Regions from separate parts of the Homo sapiens genome. Here regions 1 and 3 are each linked to region 2. A link is an interaction called in ENCODE POLR2A ChIA-PET data of the cell type or tissue named here. Cell type or tissue: A673. All regions are shown on one strand. Links, peaks and the distances in the headings refer to the core of each region. The heading gives the core; the rest is flanking DNA.

Region 1 (7,963 bases), core at 1,939-6,938, 240 kb after region 2:
GTTTATGGAGGTAGGAACAATGTATAGAAGCATGGAAAAGGAGAACCAAGCTCTATGTGAGAATCAGGAAAGGATTTATCCAACAGTTAACACCTGAGGTGATCCATGAAGGATGCAGTTATTTACCTGGTGGAAAGATGTAGCGAGAGCATTTAGGACAGACAGAAAAGACGCACACAAGCCAGAAGTCACTGGAAGCTGATCTGACTGTATCCTGGATCATAGCATGAGTTGGAGGAGGGAGAGACAGAAGCAGAGGCTGAATGGCTGAGCAAGGGCCCCAGCTGGTCACGTGAGCGGTTTCAGAACATTATCCATTGTTGACAGGTGCAATGGGAAACTGTGGGTAGGATGATGCTATCATGATTTCATGATTCAGTGATGATTAGAGATGTTTTGATATCTGGGAGTTAGACTGGGGAAAAAGGAACATAGGGAGCTGATACCAAAGCCAAGACACTACTAAGAAGGCATGAGGTGGACAAATAACAAAAAAGATGGAGATGGAGCTCACTCTTATTAATGTGGAAGGAGAGACAGACACTAAGCCAATTAAAGAGGCAAAATACATCAGGTGGTGATAATGTTAGGGATCTAAATAAAGGTGATCAATGAGAAGGAGTGGCCAGATGGAGGTAGAGCAGAGGTGTGGTACGAACTGTAATCTTAATAAGACGGCCAAGTGTGGCCCTACCAATTCAGGGACATTTGAGCAAAGACCAGAGGCAGGTGAGTGAACAAAACATGCATGAATTTCATGAAGAGCTTTGCAGTTGTTCTTATATGGGGATGTTTTACCTCCTAGGGGACTTTTGGCAGTATCTGGGGCACTGCAGTGGTTCTTAACTGGGGATATTTTACCTCCTAGGGGACTTTGGCAGTATCTGGAGACATTTTTGGCTGTCACAGTGGGGGAGGCAGTTGCTGCTGCTATCTAGTAGATAGATCTTAGGGATGTTGCTAAACATTCTACAATGCACAGGGCACTTTCCACAAAACAAAGAATTATCCATCCCCACATGTCAACAATGCCAAGGTTGAGGAACTCTACAGGGTGAATCCGAAACTGACCCAATTATCTCATAGAACTGATGTTTATGGTTTCTTTGAATAAACATAGAAACTGATCCTCCCATCTTAAAACTTGAGAAGGATACATTTTTCTTATCTGAGTTCTTTTCTCAAAAAACAACCATCAGGGCTCCCAGGTAGTATCAGGAGCTGAAACTCACCAGATCACCACATCTGGACAATGAGATTCCAGACCCCTCATCATCACGATCATAATAGCCAAACTGATTGCCTGCCACCTGTTGACCAACTCCTCTTCCTCACTCCTCCCTACTTCCTGTTTTACTACACAAGGTTACATTTCTTCTCTTCTATATAAACCCCTAATTTTAGTCAGTCAGGGAAAGGGATTTGAGACTGATCTCCCATCTTCTTGGCTGCAGCACCCAATTAAAGCCTTCTTCTCTGGCAGTACTCATCATCTCAGTGATTGGCTTTCTGTGCAGCAAGCAGCAGGACCAAGACTGAACCCCTAGTGTTTCAGCAGCAAAATGAGTTTCAATTCCTGAGTCATGGCAATGATTGAGAGAGGACACATGTCTGAATTGAAAACATGACAATAGAGATAAAGAGTAATGGCTGAATTTTCAAAAATGTTTAAGGGGTGGACTCTACAGAATTTGGAACCTATTAGGCATGAGCTACAGAGCAAACGTTTCTGAAAAGACCAACTGGGTGAATGGTGGCACCTCTTTGGGGGCCCCAGACCCCATTACTCTCATGTGCTGGCTCTCCTTCCTTGGTTGTGCTGCCTCTCGGCCTGATACTTCCTGCTCATCACCTGCAGGAGCTCCTCTCAGAGGTTCCTGAGCCCCTGTTGCAGTTTCCCATATTGTCATAGCACCTGGCATGCAGTAGGTGCACAAAAAGGAATTGCTAAACTGAAAGTAGTGGTGGGCAGAGAACCCACATTCGTTTAGGAATGACTCAGAGGGAAGGAATTTGAGAAAGCAAAAGTGAACTCTTCTTTCTGAAAGTGTGATTATTTAAGAAAATAAAAATGTAAAGATACCAATTTTCCAAAATATGTTACTATACAGTGCATACTTTGTCATCTGTTCCTCAGAGGTAAGTGTATTAGTCCATTCTCACGCTGCCATGAAGAAGGACCCAAGACTGGGTCATTTATAAAGAAAAGAGGTTTAATTGACTCACAGTTCCACATGGCTGGGAAGGCCTCAGCAAACTTACAATCACAGCAGAAGGCACTTCTTCACAGGGTGGAAGGAGAGAGAATGAGTGCCAGCAGGGAAAATGCCAGACACTTATAAAACCATCAGATCTTGTGACAACTCACTCACTATCACGGGAACAGCATGGGAGAAACTAACCCCATGATTCAATTACCTCCACCTGGTCCCTCCCTTGACAAGTGGGGATTATTACAATTCAAGGTGAGATTTGGATGGAGACACAGAGCCAAACCATATCAATAAGTATCCAGAAATCTTATAAAAGTGGCTTACTCAATTCCAGATATTATCATAGCAGCAATCAAGCTAATACTCACTAAGCACTTTCCATGTGCCAAAACATAAGCTCCATAGCATGACCTAATTCAGTCCTCACCACAGCCTTGAGTTGGCACCCTCATTACATGCGTGGAAGAAGACATTGCTGGATTTGTGTACTGTTGTAATCTCAGCATCCGGTGGAGGGCCTGGCACGTAGTAGATGCTTAGTATTTCTTGAAAGAAAAAATAAATAACTTTTACAAATGAAACAACTGTGGCTTTAGAGAGATCAAATAATTGCCAAAGATCATGCAGCTGGTAAGTCAAAGAGCATCTCAACCTTCCCTCTGCATAGCTGCTGGTAAAAACATCTTTGACTTAGCTTCTCCGTGTTGGTTGTGGGCCACCCACTTGACTTATTCCAAGCTTTCAAGGTCACAGCTTCCATTTTTAGGGCTGACTACCCCTTTTATGAGGTGTTTTAGGATTTCACCTACAGTCTCGCCCCCACCTCCATGTATTGTAGAAGATCGTGCACTCTCCCTGTAAGTGACATTAGGGCAATTGATCCAGAACCAAAAGTGTATTTGAACCTGCTGAGTCAAGTGCTGCCATCTTCAGGAAGAGAGGCCAAACCCACCTGTCTCCCCTCTTCCTCTTTTGTTCTTTGTTAAGAATTCTGGGAACAATAATTCAAGGAAATCATTTCTTATTTTTTACTGATTTTAGCCTTTTCACAGATAACAGATTATTTCCTTGGACTATCGATTGCAAGATTCTTGAAAAAAGAGCAAATATTCACATGTACCTGAGAGTGCCGTTGGGTAATATTTGTGAAATGACTGTGTTGAGGGACGTTTCATGTGTACTTGAAAACATAAACACGTGGACAACCCTGCTTTCCGTACATGTCTTGCAAACATTAACTCCTTGTTAAAATGTTCACTGCTAAGATTAAAGATTCCTTATTATTTAAAAGAATTACAGCCCCGTTCCACCCAGATAATGAAAGCACATCATCTCATAAGCCTGTTAAAAATGATATAGACAAAGTATTGAAAATGCTTTGCAGGGAACGGCCTTATGCTGGCCCCTTTAGGGATGATTGAGATGAACTAATAGGTTTCTTTTATGTCTAATTTATATGATTCTAATTATGGCCTCCTTTTCATTCCTGTGGTTGTTCTCATCTGCCCACACAAATGTGCTGCACTTGTGACCCAGCATCTCTTCCTTCACTCCACCATAGCAACTTTCTCTTGGGACTTTTCTCAGTGTTTGATGTCAACCCTTTCAGGAAACTACTTGTAAACTGCAGACTTCTCTGAAGCACCATTGTACATTTAACAGAGAAGGAAGAAATCCCAGGTAGAACTCATTTTCTGTGATGTACATTTAAACCCTTATTATGGGTAAATAGAGGGAAATGATACAGAACCTAGGGCCAAAGGAATGTGTTGATTTCTCCATGGAATCCATGATTCTCTTCATTGGTCCTGACTGGATGTGGTATATCACATTCACGTGAATGTTTATGAAATCATCTATTGTTATTGCAGCAAGGATGGAATATATTCTGGACCTAAGACATTTGGTGGCCTTTGCCTCCTATTGAAATTCAAGAAACTTCAAAATGATTTGAATAATGGTGCCAGAAAGAACCATGCAAACCACAGTGTTCTCTGGCTTGTGCTTGGATTGGGGTGAGTGTGTGGGGAAATCATGTGCAAATTTGAAATTCTCTTAGAGTAGATAAGCTTAGCCCAAGATACCACACTTGGAAGAGAACTTCTCAAGCATGGGCACTTATTTCTTCACTTCTCTGTAATCAAACAGCAAGAAGAGAACAGAGCGGACAGATAAAATAGCTGACATCAGGTTGCAGACTCCCCAGGTGTGCAGTGTCCTAGAGACCAGATCCCTGGAAATGTGTTTCTCTGCGCTCTCCAGGGCCTTGTGGGAAAGCCATGATGTGGGGGGAAGGAAGGAAGGAAGGAAGGAAGGAAGGAAGGAAGGAAGCAAGGAAGGAAGGAAGGAAGGAAGGAAGGAAGGAAGGAAGGAAGGAAGGAGGAGGGAGGGAGGGAGGGAAGGAAGGAAGGAAGGAAGGAAGGGGCAGGGGCTGAGTGAGGTGGTGGACATTCTAGCAGTGGGTTCACCTTGTCATTGTCCCATGTTTAACTCAGTGGAGTTTTAAAATCCATTGTTAAGTTGACTACGTGTATCTTTTACCTGCACTGTCTTTGTTTTTATTTATCCTGTATAGTTCTGTTTCCTTTATTTTCTCCTCAGATATTCCATCGTGTCTTACTGCATTTGATTTTCTCCAAAGATTTGAGTAGTGAGGGTGGAGGTGGTGGGCTGGCAGTAATAAGTATACAGCCTTGAAAATCCACACTAATCAAACAATTTTCCTATGTTGTTTGCCTTTTTTGGTTAATAGCAGATGAAATTGACTCAGGAAATACATCTTTACATACACTATTTCATCACTGAAGATTTTTAAAATACTCTCCTGAATGGTGTACACTTTATTACATAAGAACGCTACATCCAAATGGATATTTTTGTGTAAAGCATACCCTGACTTACTGAAACAAGAAAGGAAACAAAACACTCCTGCAAAATATTAAGTGTGTTTTAAGTGTGGCCTGGTTCCTTTGCCCATTAAAGCAGTCTGTCTCAGCAACAAAAGATGGAATCAACACAGAATAGAATTGGAATTATGCATGTCATTTATAATGAACCTCATTATACAAGGAGGTTTAATTCTATTATGAAGTGCTGCAGTTTGCAATCTTATTGCTATTCAGCTTTGAACAATGACAAAGAAAAAAAATCCCCACCCCATGTCAGAGCTAATCTTTTTTAATGCCCACCATTTTGTATTGTTTATATATTTTCCTTAAAGAGAATTTTCCTGCCATGTTCATTCCAGTCAGCAGTGTGCCCCCTTCACCTTACCCATGTGTAGAGTCTCATTTTCAGCTTTCTTAAGAAAAACTAAAGGATTCCATACATGGTTTTGCTTCTGAGAAGTAATGACACGATGGCTACCACCACAGTTTAATCTGACATTATATTTATAAACAAGAAGGTACATTTACCATCCAGTATAAGCCTCTAATTCCATCAGGGGTGTTTATGTGTCCCTTCTTGACAGAATTACAGCTCAATGGGCATTATTTGGCCCAATGCTCCATCGTAGCTGTGTGCATGGCTCCTAGGTTTAATAAGACTATTTACCATCAAATCCTTTTTCTACACATTTTTATTACTCAACAATAAATACAGAGGTGAGGTTCTGTTTGGTGTGTGCATATTTTGAGGCATTTTGGGGCCATTATTTTTAAGCACCAACTCATAAATTCCAGAATATTGTTTTAAATGCTTGAGCATTTCACCCTGGTGTGGCTGTCATTTCCAATATAACACCCTGGAGACTACACATGTCTACTCGGAATGGTTTACCTTGGGTGTTTGTCAACATCATTTATTTATCTGCACCAAGAAGAGTGTTATATTAGGGCTTGTGAAGACATTGAAGAGAAATAGAAAAAATAACCTTTGCTATAGAAGCTAAATTTGTCGGTTGTGTGCTTAAGGAGACAAAGTACTTGCATGTAAATCTAATGCAAGAAGACTTAAAAAACCACAGTTACCTGGAGGTTAATACATGAACAGTGGACCAGATTTCTCCTGTTCTTTCTCTCACCTTTTCTTCCCTTCTCGCCTTCTCCCTTTTTTTCTTCCTCCTGCAAAGTCTGTGAGATACGGGTTGAGATTCCAGCTCCATCATTTACTAGCTGTGTTTGACTTTGGGCAAGGTATTTAAAATCTCTAAGCTTCATTTTCTTCAGCTGTGGAATAAAGACAGTAATAGTTCCTACTCCCTGTGTATGTTGTTACAATTTCATTTATATGAGTTGTGTATATAAATCACAGTGCTTGGTGCATAGTAACCACTCAATAAATGTTAGCTATTATTTACATTACCTCTTTTTCAACCTATTTTCATTTTAATGAAGTAAATAAAAGTATTGAATTGAATCCTGTGTTTCTGGTAAACAAAAAAAGGGAAACAATGTGTTAGAGAGTTTGTATCTGAACCATTTTGCAACAGTCAACAGAGACCTGAGTTGTAAAAAACTCCAGTTGATACAAAATAAACTACGAAAGTGGCTTTAACATATCTGAACACACAATAGCTAAGACCCAAACTGGGATTAGATACCCCACTATGCTTAGCCCTAAACCTCAACAGTTAAATCAACAAAACTGCTCGCCAGAACACTACGAGCCACAGCTTAAAACTCAAAGGACCTGGCGGTGCTTCATATCCCTCTAGAGGAGCCTGTTCTGTAATCGATAAACCCCGATCAACCTCAAATTAGAGACCAATTTGGAGGCTAGCCAGCAATAGCTGATCTGCTGTAACCTTTGCAACCACCTCCCCACTGAAAAATTTATAACAGCACTGGAGTATATCAGGTAATAAAATGGAATGAATTACGAACACATGCCACAACATGTGTGAACCTTGAACACATTATGTTGAGCGAAAGAAGCCAGTCACAAAAGGTCACATATTGTATGATCTCATTTATGTGAAATGCCTAGAATAGGCAAATCCACAGGCAGAAAGTAGATTCTTGGTTGCCAAGGGATGAGGGAGAGGGGATTTGCAGAGTGACCGGTAGGGGTACGGATTTTATTGATGTGGTGATGAAAATTAGACAGTTGTGATGGTTACATGACTCTGAATATACTAGGAATCACAAATTGTGCACTTAAAAAGTGGATTTTGTGGCATGTGAATTATATCTCAATAAAGTTGTTATAGAAAATATATATCAGACAGAACAGGGTCAAGTTCAGAATTCTGAGGCTCTCACTAGAGATTTTACCATGGTTGGATAACTAATGAATTATTTAATGCTATTTTGTCAGATTTATTCAACAGAAATAAATCCAAATAAGCATCCAACACAAACACACATGCATGCACAAAGACTCACAAGGATATGTGATGTGGTGATATTTCTGAAAATGCAGAATGTATCTGATGACCCAAGGCTGATGTCACTGGAGTAGAGCAGTGAACTCAGCTGAGGAGTGGCGAATGATTCCTGCTCACCCTTCTCTCAGAAACTACCTTTCACCTGCGTTTGCTAGTGAAAAGCTCCCTGTAAAGCAAGTCATCTAAATATAATTACAATCATGATGGTTTAGTGCATTTTGAGATGTAAATTATCATGGGAAAGTGCTGAGGATGGTGGCAAATGAGAAGAAGAAGCAAAGGTACCTATGAGCCCCACTTCTGAAAAACGTACTGGTTAGCACCATAGGAAAAAAGGAAATTAAGGTCAAATAAAATTGGAAAGAAAAGAGCAACATTGGCCAGGCACGGGGGCTCACGCCTGTAATACCAGCACTTTGGG
Region 2 (7,963 bases), core at 1,430-6,429:
AAGAGAAGCCCCATAGCCATGACACCCCATTTCTCTTGACTCCTAGTCCCTTACAACTACTAGTCCACTTCCTGTCATGATTGACTTGGGTACTCTGGATATTTCATATAAATGGAATCATACGTTATATGTTGTGTCTGGCTTCTTTCACTTAACGTAATGTTTAAAGGTTCATGCACGTTGTAGTGTGTGCTAGCACTTCATTTCTTTTTTATGACTAAATAATATTCCATTAAAGAGATATATACCACATTTTGTTTCCTCATTTTCTAACTTTTCAGTAAGAATTTAAAAAAACACACCAATACAATATGCTGTCTTTTAACATGCTAGCCCTAACATGGTAATGCCTGGAATATTGTCCACGAATTTCTCTGGTGTTTCTTTGGTGACTTGTTTACTTCCTCAGTGATGTTGCACTGTTGTGTTCTGACCCTGTCTGAGTCCTGTCTGTTCTCTGGCTTGAGAGTGGCTTTGACTGAGCTTTGGGATAGGACTGCTGTTGGTCTGCAGTTATCACGTTCAGACTTTATCTGAGATGCGGACTTTGGGCCAGATAAATGCAGGATTTTCTGAACTCACTGGTGAGGAAAAGCATTTGCTACCGCTGGTTCTTCGACAGCATATAACTTTCCCTAAGTCAGGAGTGCGTGTGTGTGGTTGCTGGGTGTGGGTGAAGATAATCAATTTTATGCTTCTGATAACCTTTCAAGATTTGCAGCAAAAGAACTTGGTGGCCCTGAAGACTCTTTTTCCTCTTCCCATTCCTGGGTCTAACAGTTACAGTCATGGCTGTTCTGAAGCTGAGCACTTGGTGGTGTCCATGACTTTAATAACATGTGCTGGGAGCGGTGGCTCACGCCTGTAATCTCAGCACTTTGGGAGGCCGAGGTAGGCGGATCACTTGAGGCCAGGAGTTCGAGACCAGTCTGGCCAACATGGTGAAACCCCGTCTCTACTAAAAATACAAAAATTAGCCGGGCTTGGTGGTGGGCACCTGTAGTCCCACCTACTAGGAGGCTGAGGGAGGTGAATCGCTTGAACCCAGGAGGCGGATGTTGCAGTGAGCAAGATCTTGGCATTGCACTCCAGCCTGGGTGACAGAGCGAGACTCCGTCAAAAAAAAAACAACAAAAACAAACAAACAAAAAACAAAAAAAACCCTAAACAGTGCTGGGGACAGGCACCACAACTTAACAGGGCATCTGCCCTGTGAAGCCACAGAGGTAGGTGGTGGGTGTCTTGAGGTGGGGGGAGAAAGGCAAGATTGCTGCTGGGCAAAGTGGAGACAGTGAGGTTCAAGCCACCATGCGTCCCAGCAGGTGTGGAGGTCACACCACTCAGCAGGTGGAGGATGCACCGTCACCCACTGTGAGGCAGGGACCTTCCTGTGGGTTCACAGAGGAGCCCTCCAGCAATGGAGTAACACTGCAGCTGGCTGCTCTGCTCAGGGTCGCAGCCCAGGGTAGAGTGGAAGACAGAGGAGCAGGCTGGTGAGGACAGGCTGCTGAAGGCTTCCACTTTAGTCTTCACATCTAACTCGGGGCGGCTTCATAGCAGGGAGATAGTCAGCAAGAACTTCCAAATCATTTTCAAAGTCTATCAGGAACATTTCTGGCTCAGAATCTCACGCTCCCTCCTTTCCAGAGCTACGTTCCTTTGTATTTTCTATAGAAGCAGACGTAGGATCTAAGCATATGTCTCTGAGGGTGCCTGGACTAAGAAATCCAGGAGATTCAGTGAAGAATTGTGTTATGTTTTTTTTTTTTTTTTTTTTTTTTTTTTTTTTTTTTTTTTTTTGTCGTATGCTTGGCAGAGAGCAGGTAATTGGGCCCATCATTATTTAGGGCTAAAAATTTGTTGATTTGAGATTTTTTGGGATTGGCTAAAACCTACTTCAGAACAACATGGGAAGGAAAAGAAAAGCTATCTTTGTTTCAGGAATGCCGGGCTTCAGCTTCCCTGGTGAGTAAATGAAGAAACTGCCTGCGACTGCTTGGCCTCAGACTGCCTTGCGAAGGCTCCTTCTGGCACAATTTGGGCTTTGAACTTCTCCCTTAATTTCTGAATCTGTGTTGTGATAATTGGCTTTGGAAAGGTTACGAGAGGTTGACTCTGGCCTGACACGGAGGCTCTAGCCAATGCCAGAGAGGTAGGCTTGGTGCCAGAGCTCACCTCAGACCCACATCTCCAGGGAGTGACAGGAACAGAAAATCAGCCAAGCTACTGTGACCCAGTCGTTCAGCAAATGTCGGAGCGTTGCAATGCCTGCCCCCACCCTACCCCAGAGCAAGGCTGGGCACCTGAACACTGTGTGGGGTACTCTGCGTCTGTGCTCTGGGGAAGGGGGCTGTGAAATTCACCTGGAGATCTGTTTTAAGACCTGCGCTTTCGAAATGCTCTCAAACTCTTTTATCAAGACAGTACAGCTTGGACAAATGTCCACAATAGAGAAGCAGTGACATCCCTTGGACCTCCGGGAACAGCAGCCCTGTCTGTCTCTGAACGGGCCTTCCTCCCTCAGGCTCCTCTCACCCCTCGGGGCTGCCCTCAGGGGAGGATGGCCTCACCCAGTGAAGGTTAACTGGGCCCTTTGTTTGCAAATGGCAGGACAGGAGCTGGTGCTAGCTGATCATGAGGCTTTTTACAGCATCAAAGTGCTGCAGTTTACTAAGAAATCAGGAAAGCATATTCCAAAACAGGGTTGTCTTCTAGGAAGGAACAGAGAGGACTCTGCCTTTCTACTTTCAGGCATCCAGCCCTGTATGCTCCACCAGGGTATCTGTGAGGAGAGGCAGCGTGAGCAGGCCCAGTGGAAGCAGGGATGGAGAAGGAGGGGTCTCCCATAACTCACTGCAGATGCTGAGTATAATTAAAATGTGAATTACATGTGTCTAACATGGTAAAGAGGCTCAGGTAACTGAGCGAGGTTTTCTCCTTGAAGGTAGAAATGTCTGTGTAAGGAGGTCATTCCACCTTTTGGGCTACCTTTAAATGAGTGTTTTTGAAGTGGTATTCTTTAAAAAAAATTTTTTTAAATGCAATCTGTCCTTGTTCTCTTTAAAGCAAATATCTACAGAGATGTTTATCACATTATCATACCTCTGGTTGGAAACAATATTTTTGACTTGATGGATTTTATATTTTCACTATTAGAAGCTACTCCTTTATTCCCAAGTATAAAATTCTAGCTTCAAAGTAAATGCTTGGCCAATCAACACCAAATAAGGCAGGAAAAAAAAAAAAAAAACGCAGAAAACTCACAAAGCCTCAGATTATAAGGGGCCTAGTCAGGTTTCAGAAACTCTAGTCCAAACAGGCATTCCTAACCTAGCCCAGGCAGCTCTTACCTCAGGCACTTAGCAACGCGCAGGCCTTTTGAATTTGCTTAAAACTATTAAGAAGTAATTAAGTAGTTAGAGGGTCTTTTTCAGCCCTGAGGTCCAGGAGGTGGGCTAAATGAAAGAAAACAAGCGCAATCGCTCAGCCTTGTCTTCCTTCTAGCTGACCTTGCACGCTAATAAATTCATCCTGTATTTTTCTGCTACTGCCAATTTATGGCCTACAGGAAACTAATCTTGTACAATAACTACCTTCCTGTACTTAGTTCCTAAATAGAGCCAAATGGATTTGGTGGCGGAAGAGCTCCCCAGCACTTCCTGTGAGGCAGTTGCTGAGCCCAGCAAGATCTGATAGAGGCTTGATGCGCTTATCGACTCTGACGATATAATTATGTTCTTGTTTTGGCTGCCCTGCACTTAAGCACAGAAAATAAAAAAGCAATCCTCTGTACAACGCCTACCACAATGATTTAAACTTCAAACTGGAGGGTAAGATGTGTATTTGAAACAAGCCACGTAGGCACAGTTATGGTGAATTTAGGGAGTGAAACACACAGGTGATCAATATTTCACTGGAGTCTTTGATATAAAATATATATCTGCTCTGTGATTTCAAAATATTCACAAAGGAGTAAATTTTTTAATGAGCTAATGAAAGAACTGTGTTTTCATTTCAAACGGGAAGAGAGGGAGAAAGAGAGAGAGAATAGAAATATAGAGCCATTTCTTCAGTAATAGTTTACAACCAGTTTGCCACAGGCTTGGATTAAAGTAAGGAAAGGCTGTCAAAACGCAGGGTAACCTGTGTGATATCTTTTCAGACCCTCAAATAGCTCAAATACTACGCTGGGAAAACTCAGAGTTTGTCCTTTAAAGAACCTGAAAGTGTTTAATCTTTGATAAGTGCAGGCTCCTCAGGCTTTGCCGCTTCCCCACACCGGATTTGCCTGCCACTCACCCATACCGATCTGATGACTTCATGTGGACACGGATCGGTCCCGTATGACAGCGTCTTCTTCCTGTGCTCATTTATTCTAGAACTATAGCAAAGCTGCTAATGCAAAGGGAAGCCTTCTACAAAAAGGATGAAGAAATCACCCTGACCAAGAGACCGAAGCAAAGATGAAAGGAAGGCATAAATAATCGCAGCTCGGGTCCGATGAGACTTATTGCTGGGGCTTTCAGACCTAGAGAGGTAGCAGGGGCGGGGTGGGGGTGCCTGTACGCGGGGGCGGGGTGTCCCACCCAGTTGACCTGGATTAGAGCCCATGGGGCTGCATTCCGGGCTTCCGTGTTTCCCAAAGTTATGTGGTGGCGGGGGGCCTGGCTGTTAAGGATCTGGGGATGTGGTTACCTATGGCCTCTGAGGGTGACACCAGCTGTCCAGCACTGTGAAATCAAACAATGGTAGTGGGCCAGAAAGATGGCTTAGCTTCCTCCTGAGTATGAGCAAGTTTCCGTAACTGTGAATCATCCTTCCCCAACCATAAAAGTGGGCATATTAATACCTGTCTTGTAAGAATCCTGTGAAGATCAGGGATAACAAATGCAACTTAATAAAAGTAACCTGTTATGTGTTGGCTGGTGATGCCATAAATGTATTTTGTAAAATCTTTATAATGGTGACTAACCAATATATTATTATTAATAGCAATAGGAGTATTGTCTGATTCAAAGGGCGCATTTAGATTGTGGTAATTCTGTGTGTGGCTGGATGGGAGACTGGAGGGGGCTGGAGGTTTTAGGATGAGTGGGACAGGGATTATTAGAAGTGGCTAATAAAGAGATCAAAGAAGTAACTTTGTTCCTAATTTTTAAAATCATCATTCTACCTCACTCTCCTAAAAGTGATGAGGATCATAATATTTATGCCTTACGTTTATACAGGACTTTATACTTGAATATCCCTTTTACATCTCTGGTCCGTTTTAGAAATTTGAGCCTAAACATGGGAAGCAGAAAAAAAGTCAATGTGGAAAAGCACTGTGCCCATCCCAGTTTGGCCAGAATGATTTCAGATTGTTATCAAGAAAGGGAATAGCGGCAGCATGGTTTGGTTTTCCTCTCTCAAGAGGACTGGACACAGGGAAGGAACAGGAAAAAACCTCCTGAGCAAAGCAAGGTTCCAGAACAGACTAGTTCAAAGCCTACACATGGTTAGTGCTCCGTGGAGGTGCCAGCTCACGGTTGGTGCACCGTGGAGGTGCCAGCTCATGCTTAGTGCACCGTGGAGGTGCCAGCTCACGGTTAGTGCACCGTGGAGGTGCCAGCTCACGCTTAGTGCACCGTGGAGGTGCCAGCTCACGCTTAGTGCACCGTGGAGGTGCTGACTCATGGTTCGCGCACAGCAGAGGCTCTGCGTTTTGGGATTCGTCTGTTCTAATTGTAGCCTTTCACTTACTGCCCTAAGACTGGCATGGAAACTATGTCTTTGAGTGATGAAAGGGCATCCGGTGTGTGGAAGCTCCTTGCAGAGTTTCTCCATATTGTCTCCTTGATAGAATGTAGCTTACTGCTGGCTTGCTTTGCACATGGCAGTCACTCGGTGCATGCTGGTGGAATAATTGAATGGAAGCTCCAGGGCCATCACCTGCACACAGTCCCCCGGAGGCCCTTTCTTCTCTCATATCTCAGCTTCCCACTGCTCAGCTTGATGTCAGGGAGACATCCTTGGTCTCCAGGAGGTGAGAGGGAACAGAACACTAACACCCCAGTGAAACACAGATTGACTTATTGTTTAGCAGCAACCAGGCAGGCATGGGCTCCCTCCCCGCTGCCAGCATCCACACGCACCTCCTCCGTAGCCATGGTAATATTTCCCACATGCCACAAGTCCGTGACATGGTCCTAATGAATAGAATGCTTTATGTTTAGCCCCAAACGTGGTCATTATCCATATATTTGAAAGAAAAGGCTCAAACAAAAACAAGGACGCCTGATGCGAAGCTCCCAGCCTGTGGGTTCTTTGCCATGGGCCTATTGGATGGGAGGTTTGGGCTGCAAGACAAGCTGTGACTTTACCTCCTTGAATGTGCTGATTCTAAAGAGTCGATTTCAATCTAAGGAAGGACATTGGGGGGATTGGAAAAAGTGAAGAGATTGTACAGAAGCTCACAGCTAGCAGGTGATGGAGGCTGAGCCCAGGAGTGCTTTTTCCACTCTCCCAGGCTGCTTAAAAAATAAATTGTATTTGAATGTGCTCACATTAATTTTGCTACCAGTTTACTGTCGTCAAAATAGTGTCAATGAATGCAAGTTCTTAAAAGACCTGCAAGTCCCACCTGGGAGGTGGGGCAGCACAGGACATGAGGAGTTGGTGGTGAATGAGAATTTGAGAATGTTCAATTCATCCCTCATTAGCCATGTGATCTCAGGCAGCCCGCTGATCATTTCTGTGTCTCAGGTTCCTACTCTGTGAGGGAGAGAGAGAGAATAATTGCACCCCCTTTGAATGTAAGCATCTCCCTTAGGAGATGAATACACACGGTGGAGTGACAGTAGCCAAGTTTTTTTTTTTTTATACTTTAAGTTTTAGGGTACATGTGCACAACGTGCAGGTTAGTTACATATGTATACATGTGCCATGTTGGTGTGCTGCACCCATTAAGTCGTCATTTAACATTAGGTATATCTCTAAATGCTACCCTCCCCCCTACCCCCACCCCACAACAGGCCCCAGTGTGTGATGTTCCCCTTCCTGTGTCCATGTGTTCTCATTGTTCAGTTCCCACCTATGAGTGAGAACATGCGGTGTTTGGTTTTTTGTCCTTGTGATAGTTTGCTGAGAATGATGGTTTCCAGCTTCATCCATGTCCCTACAAAGGACATGAACTCATCATTTTTTATGGCTGCATAGTATTCCATGGTGTATATGTGCCACATTTTCTTAATCCAGTCTATCATTGTTGGACATTTGGGTTGGTTCCAAGTCTTTGCTATTGTGAATAGTGCTGCAGTAAACATACGTGTGCATGTGTCTTTATAGCAGTATGATTTATAATCCTTTGGGTATATACCCAGTAATGGGATGGCTGGGTCAAATGGTATTTCTAGTTCTAGATCCCTGAGGAATCGCCACACTGACTTCCACAATGGTTGAACTAGTTTGCAGTCCCACCAACAGTGTAAAAGTGTTCCTGTTTCTCCACATCCTCTCCAGCACCTGTTGTTTCCTGACTTTTTAATGATCACCATTCTAACTGGTGTGAGATGGTATCTCATTGTGGTTTTGATTTGCATTTCTCTGATGGCCAGTGATGATGAGCATTTTTTCATGTGTTTTTTGGCTGCATAAATGTCTTCTTTTGAGAAGTGTCTGTTCATATCCTTCACCCACTTGTTGATGGGGTTGTTTGTTTTTTTCTTGTAAATTTGTTGGAGTTCCTTTCTGAGCTTTCAGTTTCTCATGGCCCATATGAGATAGTAACGGTACTCACTTCCCCAGACTATTGCGATGATGGCACGCGATGGGGTGAGTGGGAGGTTTATCACACAGAATAAATGATACCTTTGGTTATTTTTAGTGCTGCCCTTATCCTGGGTCCTAAGATTCTCTGATCTCTTCCTATTGGGTGTTCGTTTGACTAGATTCCAAGAACAAAAATTACTTGACCCACACTGGT
Region 3 (7,963 bases), core at 1,939-6,938, 76 kb before region 2:
CATTATTTTCTGCATTTTCAAGGTAAAAAAATACATTTTTTCTGTAATGTAATTCCTATGAGTTTAAAATACTTATCCTTCATTTACATTGATCCATTTCATGCCACCCGTTCTTTGAACATGCTTATTTTTTAACCATCTATTAATTGCTTGGATTTTGTTACTGAAAACAAACAACTCAAAACTTCTTTCCAGACACTTTTTAATATGCTCTGTTCCCTGAGCTCTCTCATATTTGAGAGGTAATTTGCCTGTTGTCTTTATAGATGAGCAACAAATTGGCTATGTAGATCACTCTTAGGTCCCATACGCCTTTCCAAAGAAGTTTGTGACATTTCTCCAGCCTTCTTATTTATTGAATCAGGAGATTTTGATGAGTGGTTTTCAAGTTCAAATTACTCTGGGGAAATTCACCTTGCACAAAGGTGCCCTAAATATACAACCCTATCTACCTAACCAGACTCACCTTCTGCCTTCTACCACCCCATGAACCCAGCGTTGGTCACAGTTGCACTGATCCTATCACCAAATTTTAATCCTTTTATGACTCGGCTTTGCATAAAAATTTCATTTGCCCTAGAGTGTTGAAACCTCTTTCTTCATCTAGAGACTTGTACTGACTCTTCAAGACAACTCTACCATGTGTCAGGAGAAGGAAAACTGGAAATATCCAGTGAATGCTTCCAATGACTATAATGCAACCTGATTTCAACTCACCTAAACAGAGCTAGTGACCCACTTCTCCAGATTCTCAAACCACTCTGCTTACCCTTCTGTTACGGCACCTTCCAAGTTTCACTGTATTATCTGTTTATCTGTGTTTCTCCCACGAGGGGGCTCCTTGATGGAAAGGATCACATTGCAGACATGGTAGCTAGCAAAACTGTGTTACTGTAACCGCTGAGCAACTCTGTTCAGACATTTATCTACCTCTCATTCCATATTCACACACCTCTGAGAACTAAGTGCTATTAAGAAAACTGAAGCTCAGAAAGGTTAAACACCTTGCTCAGGGTCACAACTAATAAGCAGTGAGTCAGAATTCAAAGCATTTATTCCAATTCCAGCTCTTTCCTACTGTGTTTTAGTGAACCTAACACAATACACGACACATAGTAGTAGGTACTCAACAAATATTTGTTGAATATTTGAATGAATGCATTTGTCTTGTATACATCTAGAACACTCGCAGGCTAAGAGACTAGGTTGCCTTGAATGATTGTATTCTATATTTGCACAATTTCTTCAACAATTACGCTGTTTTATTGGCTTTATGAAGGCATAACATTGCTCAGAGAAGTAAAGTGCATTCGTTGAATTATAATAAGTGACTAAAATTGAATCCCAATGGTTCTCTGATATATGTATAGGAAACCTTTAACTATATATAGCAGAAAAGCCAAAACAACAATGGCTGGAACATATATAATGTTTTATTCTCTCAGATGAAACTAGACAGATGTGGGCATTCCAAGGCTGGCACGGGGTTTCCATCACTTCCCAGGACCCACCTTCCCACCGTCATTCAGCTTTAGCATTTTCAGTGCACACCTTTCTGTCTTCAAGGTGCCTCATAGTCCAACGTGGCTCCTGAAGCTCCAGCCATCACACTGGCTTTATCCACAAGAAAGGTGAAAGGGGAAAGTATAAAAATGGGTGCCTCTGCTGGGCGAGTCAGCTACTTTATAAGTGAGTCTTCCACTTAAGTCTTGTACGCTGCATATTTGAAACACCTCACTGAGAACATTTCCTTTCTCCATGATTGATTTCTGCGACTAATTTCTATTGCATTCTCCTCCTCATCCGATATGCTTCTGGATACTGGAGATCGAGTGGAGAGGAAGCCTGAGTGCCTGGACTTATAAGGCCTTCTTCTGGTGATCAGCAAGTAAAACAAATATGAAACACAAGATGAAGATAAGAACCGGGAGGAATAGCCCAGGCGTGGGGGAGAGAAGGCTGGTTTCCAGGGGATGGTCAGAGGCGGCCTCTCGGAGAAGGCAACACTTGATCAGAGTTCCCAAAGGGCCTACTGTGGGGACCTGAAGGAAGAGCAGCGCAGCAGGTGCAAAGGCCCCGGGGTGGAGGCATACTTGACATGGTGGAGACCAGGAAGGAGGGCCACGACTCGGTCCCTCATCTCTCATTCCACTTTTTAACAGTTCTCTATTTAGAACTCCCATGTTTCAATGAGAACCTATTATAGAAACAGTCTATCAAAGTCTTGCCATTTAAGGGTGATCATTAAGAGCTTTGCTTTACTTCTTCACACAGAGAAGGGGTGGGAGAGGAGGAAGGACAGTGTGAAGCAGACAGACAGAAACTCCCCTTTGGCTTTGAAGGTGTATTCTTTGGGGGTGCCGACATATTCCACAAGACAAGGCAGGGCACAGGGAGGCTGGGCGTTCACGTAGACAGTGTGTCTTCCAGCAGAAGGTGTGCGTGACGCCCGCCTGCACAGGAACGGGTGCAAGCACTCAATACCTGGTTTCTATCGGGGCACTGCCTGGGCTCTGCTGTTTCAACAATGCACTTGGCTTCTTCCATGACCCAGAGTTGCTGCAGAAACCACTGCTGAGAGTACGATTGATTCTCTGTATGCCGACGTGTCCAAGGACAGTTAGTAGGAGCGGAGGTTTCAGGGCATCAAGGAGTACTGTCCTTGCACACGGGCAAGGTACTGATAAGCTGTTGTCTGAAGCCCGAGAGCCGGTGCACCCTGCCGTGACCAGGCGCAGCTCTGTGCTGCAGGATAACGCGAGCTATCTCATCACTGTCTCATCACTCAAAAGGCTTCTGATGAAGGCCGTGGCTGAATGGGTTCGGTCTCATGCTAACAAAATCTTGATGCGGATGCACCCTCCATCCCATGTTTAAGATCTTTAATTTTATGGGTACGAGTAATAAAAAATAATCAGGCTGTGTATTTTCTGTATCCACTGATATAAATGTTGGCATCAGCATTATTATAATCTTAATTACCATCATTGGTTACACGTGCTAAAAATGTTCACGCCGTCTAAAAGAAAATAAAAACAAGCGGCGGCAGGACCCCTGCTCTCACACAGTAAAGGGCAATAAACATTTATCGACATGCTGAGGAGAGGAGATTGTCATATCCTATTAAAATAACCAAAGATAAGGTTTTAAAGAATTCAACCTGTCGGGCTGTCTTTTCATACGAAGGCCAGAGACTTCCCGGAAACCGCGATGTCCGCAGTGGCGTGGTAGGATCTGGTTGGTAACTGTGCACCGCGGGGTATGTGAGCGCAGGCGCTCCCGGAGCAGCGACACAGACCTGTTCATTTGAAAGGCATTAGAGGAGAAACTCCTGCGGTCAGCCTTGCCAACCTCCTTTGTCCCCGTGGATGTGTCTGGACACCCTTCATCACCCTCCCTCGGGGGACGGGAAGCCTCAGTTAAGAGCGAGGCCCAGTGCCCTCCCTCCAGGAAACCCCATAACCTTCACTTCCAGGGTAAGGGGCTTCGTCTACACAAGCTCCACCCGTCAGCCCCAGCAGCCTTTGAGCTAGAGCTGGCGGAGGGCACCGCCTGGCTCTGCTTCTCCTCCACCGCCCTGCCCTTCAGAGAGCCAGGCCAGGGAGTGGAGGCATGAGGGGCGAACCCTAGGGGCGTTTGCCTGGGATTCTGCTGTTGGCCTCCCTGCTGGGTGTGGCTGAGGCCCGATGCCCACTGCTGCATGGCGCCACGGCAGCCCTTGCCCCGCCACCCCATCCACAGCCCTAAGGAGGCTTCCTCAGCCGCTCTGTGGAGCTTTCGAGGATCCGCTTGAAGATGTCAGCACACTCCTCCCTGGCCGGCAGCCAATAGTTTGTTTATTGCTCTCAAAGCACACTCACACTCTTTCCTCCCGTCCAGTCCATTTTCTGAAAACACTGAGCTCTTGGCTCACGGTCAATGCCTTCTGCTTTTATCTGCTCGGCCTGAAACAGTGACGTCCAGCCAAGAGGCCAGAGCTAGGGCTCCTCCGATGCTCCTCCGATGCTCCAACGGTGGTGGCCCTGCTCCTCGATGAGGCCGGTTCCCGCAAGGCCGATGCTTAGGCATTTCAGAGAGATGCACTCTCCCTCTTCTTATCGCTTTCCCCTTCTGCTTTATTAAAATTAGGTGACTTTTCAAGACTCCATGCAAAAGGTGGCATGCATAGCTCTGGCCATGCAATAGAAACTAAAGTAAGGTTCCCGTGTATAATCCAATCACACAGCTGCCCCGCCTTGGTCTCACACCAGGTCTGCAAGATGGCAGCCCCTTTGGTTTGCCCTCCAGCCTTCTCTTAAGTCCTGGAGCCGCTCTGGTAATTGAGCCTTCCTTCTGGCATCCTCTGGAAGGCTAATTGAATACAGCAGGAGGCAGTCACAGAGCTTTTTAGCATTTCTACTTCCTTTCATTTGCACACTTTTCCAATAGGAAGCAAAGCTACTCAATTCAGGAGAGAACTCCCCTCTCTTCCTACTTAACCTTTCTCCTGCATACACAATCGGGCTACTCAAAGGTATGCTGTTTCCTTTCCGCTAAAAGTTTCCTCCTAATTACCTCGAGGCATCCAGGTGTGGCTGAAAATATGCTCAACCCCGGGTGTAAATATCTGCACCTAAGGGCAGTGAGTAGCAGAGCAAAACAGCTTGTGCAGGGCGCAGTGTGCTTAAAACAACCTGCAGCTATTTATCGGGTGACTCAGACAGGATGCAGGGGCCAGATGGTTAGCATCTTGCAAAGGCTGACGGGCACTTTCATTTGATTGTTTAAGAATAAGTTCACACCGGAAAGGGGATTTCACACGTCCTCTTCCATTCTGGATTTTCAGTGTTTCATTAAGCTACTTTATAAACTATTATCTTGGAGAAGAAACAAAAAAACTTTTAATTATGTTTCCTTTGCATTGGCGGTCAGGCAGACAGATGAAATTTTTAATTATTGAACTGCTCCAAGGTGTGCCTGTAAGTATATCTAAAATATGTCTTGAAATAGTTATTGTACCTTTTTCTAGAAAATGATAACTTCTATGTTTTCTTTGTAAAATAAAAACCCACTTGTGACTGGTATACAAGGAAGAAGCTGACCTGAAGCTGTCTAAATAATAAAGGCAAAACTAGTAGACCCCCAAAAACGATAGAGCTCACTCTTCTCTGTCTCTGGCACGTGGAGAAGGCATGAAACTATCAAAGGCCCCAGGAATTGAACTTGGGAAAACTTGGTTCAAGTCGGGTGGGGCAGTGGGCAAAGGGTTGATGTTGTTGAATGTCATGGACTTCATAATCAGTAGGCATAAGGATATGATCGCTTAGATGTTTAGCGTGGCAGTGAAATAGTAAAAGTGCATAAAGGTAGTCTTTAAAGAGTGAGCGAAGCACCATGCCGGGTAGGTATTGAAGCCATGTCAGTTACTAAGCTGAACATCAACAATTTGCTTTGGTGCTTTGGCACATACCTAAAATTGTCAAGTGAGTCCTTTATTGAAAGGTAAGGATGCTTGTTGTCTAGTTTCTTTGGATGTTTTTATTTGGAAAACCTTGGGTGAAGTGTCATTAAATAATATATGATACTGCTTTTCCTTCTTTCCTTCCTCTTCCCCTTCTCCTTCCTCTCTCTCTTCCTTTCCTCTTTCTTTCTTGACAGGGTCTCACTCTTTCACTCAGGCTGGCATGCATTAGGTGCTATCAGAGCTCACCACAGTTTCGAAATGCCAGACTCAAGGGATTCTCTCACCTCAGCCTCCTGAGTTGCTGGGACTACAGGCATGCACCGCACCTGGCTAATGTTTAAAAATGTTTTGGCCGGGCGTGGTGGCTCATGCCTGTAATCCCAGCACTTTGGGAGGCCGAGGCGGGTGGATCATGAAGTCAGGAGTTTGAGACCAGACTGGCCAACATGGTGAAACCCCGTCTCTACTAAAAATACAAAAATTAGCTGGGCGTGGTGTCACACGCTTATAATCCCAGCTACTTGGGAAGCTGAGGCAGAAGAATCGCTTGAACCTGAGAGATGGAGGTTGCAGTGAGCTGAGATCATGCCACTGCATTCCAGCCTGGGCAACAGAGTGAGACTCCATCTCAAAAAAAAAAATATTTTGTAGAGATGGGGTTTCTTTTGTTGCCCAGGCTGGTCTTGAACTCCTGGCCTCAAGCGATCCTGCCCACCATGGCCTCTTAAAGTGCTCGGATTACAGACGTGAGCCACTGTGCCTAATAATGCTTTTCAAATGTCAACATGCACACAAATCTCTCTGGCGATCTCGTTAAAATGCAGAGTCTGATTCAGGAGGTTGGGTGGAGATTGAGAGCCTCATTTCTAACCAGCTCCTGGGTGATGCTGATGTTGGGCTGGGGCACGCATTTCGGACAGTGAGGGGTGGGTGATGTGAAGCAGACAGTAGACAGGAAATGCATGTTGAGAAGAGGAGCTAAATCCTGAAAGTCAGTGGCCCTCACCTTATTCGTTCTTCCTCAAACTCTGCCTTACCCAGGGGGCACAGTAATACGCCTTACAAGTCCTGAGGTGGAACAGGAGGATGGACTCACAGACATGGCAGGAAGGGAGCTGGGAACCAGAACTGTCTGGGCTCTGAGGCTGGAGTGCTGAGGGCCTCCGCCCTGACTAGGGGTGTCTGGTGGAGGATCCAGCACAGACCCACTGGCTGGAAGGATCCCTGTAAAATCCCTGAAAGAGAGGAGGAGCCTCACCCCAAATGAATGCCTCTTCTCTAGGCCTCTCTGCAGCCACCCATGCATGCCAGAGGTCCATGCAAGATTTGCCTTCTGGAGCTTGGGGAGAAGTAACCAGAAGTCATGTAAACATCATGGTCTTGATTCTTTCCCTTCCTGCTGATCCTGTCTCACTCCAGTGTGGCCCTCAATGACTTTCCTTCTCCTTTTCTGCAAATGTACCTGACGGCTTGCCAGACAGAATTTCCATGCTTGGTTAGAAAGGACGATGCAGCTGAGATGTGAGATATTTATTGCCTCTCGACTGGAGTTTGTGTGACACCGCACCTTTCATCCGCACGTTTGTCTCCCATCTCATAAAGGTCAGAGTTCTCATCTGTGCACCGCTCTCTTGCTTGACACCCCTTCCCCAGGTGCCCTCATCCCCCCATGACTTCAGCTCCCTCATCTACATCCTCAACTTTGACTTCCACCCTCACATCCACTGCTGCCTGCGCGGCAACTCCCAGGGCTGTGCCATGGATGCCCCATGCCTAGCTTCTCAAACAGAAGGTCTCACCCTGCCATGGCCTGCTCCTCCTGCTGAATCTAAGCCCCACTCAGCCATTGCAGCCAAACATACTCTGCCTCTTCCGAACAAGACCTGGGCTGGCATCTCACAAGATCGCATGGCCTGAGTCCATCTGCATGCCGATGGCACTCAAATCCACTCTGCATCTCCACATGCCTAGCCTGCACATGCCTCAAAACCAACATGATCAAAGCGTGGTCTTTCCTGAACAGACCCACCCAGCCCACCCCTAAGGTGCCCTCCCACCAGCCTTCTCTGCACCGATAAACGGCACCACCAGCCGTCCACACACTCAGGCCAACCAGCCGAGCACTCGCCAGGACTCCTCCATCTCACAGCCCACATTCCATCCTTCAGCAACTCTGTCGCCTTGACCTCAGAGCATATCCCGGTCTCAGTCCAACCTCCTCTCATCCCTTCCCCTGATAGAAAAGTCGCCATCCTTTCTTGCTTGGGCTACACAGCAGCCTCCTAAGTGGCCTCCCCCTGGCATCCTTCCCCTCATTCCACTCCATTCTCCCTACTACAGTGCAGCGTCAGCCAGTTCAGATCCCTCCCATGTCTTCCAGCACACTTGAAGCAGAATCTGCCCTCCCTTCCAGGGTGCACAAAGGCCTACTGTGTGTCACGTCCATTCGTGCCAATATTGCACATCCATTCACCTTTAAATGTTGTTGGGCTGAGGGTACGACTGGGAAAGGAGAAAATA

The links. ChIA-PET counts read pairs that join two places held together with the same protein. Peaks named below come from ENCODE experiments on the same cell type or tissue, not always from the same donor. Only the 100,000 strongest peaks of a DNase experiment are listed, where the experiment ranks them.
Region 1: POLR2A ChIA-PET joins it to region 2 with 14 read pairs; 2 of 35 experiments call an interaction of 5 or more read pairs at or near these places.
Region 3: POLR2A ChIA-PET joins it to region 2 with 17 read pairs; 2 of 35 experiments call an interaction of 5 or more read pairs at or near these places.

What each region holds. Positions count from the first base shown.
Region 1 is chr13:109,423,072-109,431,034 of GRCh38, reverse strand. No RefSeq gene overlaps it. Among named protein-coding and RNA genes, the nearest start is that of LINC00399, 26 kb to the right of the region's middle. RefSeq lists an enhancer at 6,545-7,068. In A673, for the core only: a CTCF peak has its summit at 3,152 (motif pointing left); DNase peaks (open chromatin) are centred at 3,114, 3,564, 4,414 and 5,114; H3K27ac peaks cover 2,562 bases.
Region 2 is chr13:109,663,604-109,671,566 of GRCh38, reverse strand. No RefSeq gene overlaps it. Among named protein-coding and RNA genes, the nearest start is that of LINC00676, 61 kb to the left of the region's middle. RefSeq lists an enhancer at 4,825-6,024. In A673, for the core only: no CTCF peak of the experiment used is centred there; DNase peaks (open chromatin) are centred at 3,566 and 4,306; H3K4me3 peaks cover 960 bases; H3K27ac peaks cover 3,909 bases.
Region 3 is chr13:109,740,590-109,748,552 of GRCh38, reverse strand. No RefSeq gene overlaps it. Among named protein-coding and RNA genes, the nearest start is that of LINC00676, 16 kb to the right of the region's middle. In A673, for the core only: a CTCF peak has its summit at 4,382; DNase peaks (open chromatin) are centred at 3,822, 4,332 and 4,722; H3K4me3 peaks cover 730 bases; H3K27ac peaks cover 2,384 bases.